Linked DNA regions of Mus musculus: region 1 is linked to region 2. Evidence: chromatin loops called from intact Hi-C (ENCODE). Cell type or tissue: heart. All regions are shown on one strand.

Region 1 (2,500 bases), 74 kb after region 2:
CAAGGTGGGTGGCTTTGGGCCTTTCCAACTGCGGAATCTGGTGCTGCTGGCCCTGCCCCGATTCCTGCTCCCGATGCATTTTCTCCTGCCCATCTTCATGGCTGCTGTGCCTGCCCATCATTGTGCCCTGCCTGATGCCCCAGCCAACCTCAGTCACCAGGACTTGTGGCTGAAAACCCATCTACCCCGGGAGACTGACGGCAGCTTTAGTTCCTGCCTCCGCTTTGCCTATCCCCAGGCTCTTCCCAATGTCACCTTGGGAACAGAGGTGTACAACTCTGGGGAGCCTGAGGGTGAGCCCCTCACAGTGCCCTGCTCCCAGGGCTGGGAGTACGACCGCTCAGAATTCTCTTCCACCATTGCAACTGAGGTACCCAAGCCCAGAGGGTGCGGGATATGTGAGTGGGTTGAGCCAGCCATTACCTTGGGGGCAGGGGACCGGAGAGAACCTTCTTGCACTCTAAGGACTTTCATTCCCGTGTGGAGACCAGCCTGTAGCTTTAAAGCTGGGTTCAGTTCGTTTACTATAATTTACCCAAGGGCTAAGGCAGCTCCAGGGAGTTGGAACAGAGGCTGAAAAGGACATCTCTGTAGTAAAAGATAGAGAAACTGTGGAAGCCTCCATCCTTTTCTCCCCTCTGCCTCATTCCTGTCCCAGGTCTGAGATTTACCTGAGTCATCCCGAGAGGAAGGGTGGGTGGAGTCTCCCTGCGGAGAGACAACAGGATTCCTTGGTGGCCGTGATGGACCTCTGTGGGAAAGCACTGAGCTCTAGGACTAGGGAGAGGCAAAGTCTTCCCTTTCTAGTGCTGAGGTTGATAGCTAGGGATGGGGGAATCTTCTGAAACGGTCAGGGCTGCCTGGGAGTCTGGAGAGGAGGGACATCGTGGCTGGAGAGGGGCTCTTACAGATCCGACAACTTACCCGCCTGTCTCTGCAGTGGGATCTGGTGTGTCAGCAGAGAGGCCTGAACAAAGTTACATCCACGTGCTTCTTCATCGGCGTGCTGCTGGGGGCTGTGGTGTACGGATACTTGTCTGACAGGTGAAATAAGGGACCGGTGTTGGGGACAGGCCTCATCACCTGTATCTGGGCATCCCTGTGGGGACCTGACCTCGCATGGCCCTTGGCAGGTTTGGCCGGCGCCGGCTTCTGCTGGTGGCCTACGTGAGCACCCTGGCGCTGGGCCTGATGTCTGCAGCCTCGGTCAACTACATCATGTTTGTCACCACCCGCATGCTCACCGGCTCAGCCCTGGCTGGTTTTACCATCATTGTACTTCCGTTGGGTGAGGCGAGGCCTGGAGGGAGGCTGCGGGGGTGGGGTGGGGTGGGGGGGTGGAGGAAGATGGGTCCATTTGGCCCCTGCTAATGGTCTCTCTGTCCCCAGAGTTAGAGTGGCTGGATGTGGAGCACCGCACTGTGGCTGGGGTCATCAGCACCACCTTCTGGACAGGAGGGGTGCTGCTGCTGACCCTGGTTGGGTACCTGATACGGAGCTGGCGGTGGCTTCTGCTAGCTGCCACTCTGCCATGTGTTCCGGGCATCATTAGCATCTGGTGAGAATGGCGAGCAGCTGTGCGGTTAGTTAGAGACTAAGATGCAAAAGTGGGGGCTGGAGAGACGGCTCAGCTGTTAGCATACGCTGCTCTTCTGGAGGAGATATGTAAGTCCAGCTCTCAGAGATCAGACACCTCTAGCTCCTGTGGGCCACACATACATACGCACACTCATACTCAAAGACACACAGAGACACAGACACAGATAACACACATAGGCATAGACAGAGACACACACATAGACACAGACACACCCAAACACAGATACATACACCCAAACACACACACACACACACACACACACTCATATACTCATAGGCATACTCAAAGACACACAGACATAGGCACATACACAGACACTGATATACACCTAGGCACAGACACAGACATAGAAACAGACACACCCAAACATTGATACATACATCTAAACACCCAGACAGAGAAACACACACAGGCAGATACACAGACACACACAGACACACCCGAACACAGATACATACATCCAAACCCACACCCACACAACTAAAAATAATAGAAACAAACAAACAAAGAACAAGAAGACCAAGAGACAGGCTGGGGATTGGTTCAGTTGGTGCTTGCCTGCCATACACAAAGCCCTGGGTTTATCTCCAGTACTTAGTAGACAGTGGCGATGGTGCATACCTCTATCCACAATACTCAGGAGGCAGAGGCATAACAGTCAGAAGTTCTAGGTCATGCTCAGCTACACAATGAAATTTAAAGGCAGTCTGGGTTATGTAAGTTCCTGCCTGGAAAAAAAAAAGAGGAAAGAAAATAAAAGAAAAACTATGGACATCTTGGAAGATATCTCAGTTGATAAAATACTTGCCATCCAAACATTAGGACCCTATACAGGCCCCTATACAGAAGTACAGCACAGAGATGTGCACGTAGAGCTCCTTCAGAGGTGGCAATAGGAAG
Region 2 (2,500 bases):
ACAGAATAAACTCCAGCATATCAGCCCATGGCCCAGTGCCACATTCTCCTACCCCATATCTAAAAGCGACGGGTTTTCCAAAGGTCACTGCATCACCCCTATCAGATGCTGTAGGAGTTACAGGCCTTCCCTCCCAGCATCATCTGCTATACACTTTTTGTATTTCCCTGGTTGTCCTGATTTTCTGTCTTCTTCTTGTGTGCTTTGCTTAATAGGGATCCAAAACAAGGCCCACAGCAGGGTGCATCTGGTGGTTAGTGCTAGTGACTCCATCAGGCTGGGTCCCCCTGTCCCTCTCTCAACAGTTATTTGGGTAGGAAATGGGGCTGCAGGCTTCCTTGGATTCTGGTTTGAGAGACCAGTGGATCACCAAGCTCTTCAGCACAATCCGCTTTTGTTTGGTGTTGGGGGTTTTGGTTCCTTGTAGCTTAGGCTGAGCTTAAATTCACTATGTTACCGAGACTGACCTTCAACTCTGATCTCATTGAGTTAGGGTTGCAGGCATTGGAACCACACTTGATGAATGTGGTATAGGGACAGGACCCAGGGTCCTGTGTATACCAGGGTCGGCACTCTACCAACTGAGCACCATCCAAGTGCCATCTCAAGCTCCTCATGCCTCCCACTTCATTAGCACATAGGAAATAGTGAGACTAATGTGTCATTGTGTCTTCATGTGTTAGCGGGATGCTTCCTCTATAGAGAGAGGCTTCTCACCAGCTGCTTAGCTCTTTTGAAGTAATTTTTACAGGAATGACTGAATCTGCCCTTTCCCCTCTAGATATGTTTTTGTTTTGGATATCTTTTGATTTTTTTTTTTTTTAACTATGTAGCCCTGGCTAGCCTGGGTCGCTCTGTATAGACCAGGCTAGCTTTGAACTCACAGAGAGACTCATGACTCTGCCTCCTAAGTGCTGGGACTAAAGGCATTTACTACCACACCTGACAGCTATTTTTGTTTGTTTGTTTGTTTTTAAAGTTCTGAATTGATTCGTTAGAATACTCCAAAGATAGTCGGTGAGGTTTTTAAAATATATACCAGTATCATTACAACTCACAAACATGAAAATACTGTTTGTATTTTTCTTACACTGCTACCCTTTACTCCCCTCCTCCTTGACTGTACCCCATCTCCTTGACACTTCCCTAGGTCAGAACTGCCCAGTCTTGGACATAGGACCACACCGGCGACTTCAGTGGACATGGCTGGGCCGGGCTGAGCTGCAGTTTGGGGACCAGACCCTGCACGTGTCCACTGTACAGATGTGGCTGCTGCTGAATTTTAACCAATCAGAGGTGCCTCTTTTGTGTCGCCCCCGGCACCCCCCCCAGGCTCCTCTTCTGCCTGCCTCTGCTCTCTCCTTCTTTGCTTCATGTCTGACGAGCACTGTTTCTCCTTACCAGGAGGTGTCAGTAGAGACCTTGTTGAGGAATTCTGACCTCTCCCCAGAGCTCCTGCACCAGGCCCTTCTGCCCCTCACCTCTGACAATGGTCCTTTAACACTGGAGGAGACTCAGGACTATCCACAGGGCGGTAAGTAATCAGGGTCTCTGCTGAACCTCTGTGGTATGCTGGGAGGCCCAGAGGGTGGGGGAGACTATACCAGAAAATGCGAGCATAGTAGAGTCTTCATTCACGTGTCCCCTCCCTGTCCTTGGGTACCTAATCGGGACTGGATTCCAGGGGTGCTGCGGCTTCGTGAGCCTAGGTCCCAGACCCATGAAGAGGTCCTGTGGCTGATACCTCCCCAGACGTATCTCAGTGTAGAAAAGGATGAGGGCCGGACCTTGGAACAGAAGAGGAACCTCTTGAGCTGCCTTCTTGTCCGGATCCTCAAAGCCCACAGGGAGAAAGGCCTGCACATCGATCAGCTGGTTTGTCTGGTAGGCAGAAAGGAGCATGCCCTAGGGAGAGGAAGGGAGCATGCCCTACGGGGAGGAAGGGAGTCACGCGTGGGTCATCTCAGGAGAAGTTAGGCTCTTCCAGTACGAAATATTCTCTAGGTCACTTTCCATCTGTTTTTTTCTTGTTATGTGTATATGATGTGTGTGTGCACACGTGTGTGTGTGTGTGTGTGTGTGTGTGTGTGTGTGTCTGTGTGTCTGTGTGTGTGTCTGTGTATGTGTGTGTTTGTATCTGTGTGTCTGTGTGTGTGTACAAGTGCAGGACAGAGGACAACCTTGGGTGCCTGTCCTCTCCTTCCCAACCTTTCGTGACGTGAGGTCTTTTGTTTGTGCCGTGGGTGAGAGCTTGCTGGCTCATGAACTTGTGGAAATTCTCCTGTCTCCGCCTCTCTTCTCTCCGTCAGCGCACCTACTCTTGCCTAACTTTGTACAGAATCCAGGGAGTCGAACTCAGGTCCCACCTGTGAACAATCACTTTATCTAGCCATCTCTGCAGTCCCGTGCCCCCACTCCCAGTCTGGGCTGTATATTGGTGATGTGAGTGCTTACCACGTGTCTGAGTAATTTGATCCTCAACAATAATACAGATAAAATT

What was found. A loop is a pair of places that touch in the nucleus more often than their neighbours do. Peaks named below come from ENCODE experiments on the same cell type or tissue, not always from the same donor. Only the 100,000 strongest peaks of a DNase experiment are listed, where the experiment ranks them.
Region 1: a loop joins it to region 2, with 9 times the contacts of the local background. A loop is called at or near these places in 11 of 42 quality-filtered maps.

What each region holds. Positions count from the first base shown.
Region 1 is chr17:46,435,867-46,438,366 of GRCm38, reverse strand. Slc22a7 (solute carrier family 22 (organic anion transporter), member 7) reads left to right here. Exons shown (of 10, transcript NM_144856.2): 1 at 1-370; 2 at 941-1,044; 3 at 1,134-1,288; 4 at 1,390-1,558. Gm36541 (a long non-coding RNA gene) reads right to left here and starts at 1,316. Exons shown (of 3, transcript XR_385613.3): 1 at 925-1,316; 2 at 672-708; 3 at 287-588. In heart, a CTCF peak has its summit at 1,456 (motif pointing left); no DNase peak of the experiment used is centred here; H3K4me3 peaks cover 357 bases; H3K27me3 peaks cover 2,264 bases.
Region 2 is chr17:46,510,235-46,512,734 of GRCm38, reverse strand. Cul9 (cullin 9) reads left to right here. Exons shown (of 41, transcript NM_001081335.2): 27 at 1,151-1,296; 28 at 1,405-1,534; 29 at 1,685-1,884. Among named protein-coding and RNA genes, the nearest start is that of Dnph1, 15 kb to the right of the region's middle. In heart, a CTCF peak has its summit at 1,410 (motif pointing right); no DNase peak of the experiment used is centred here.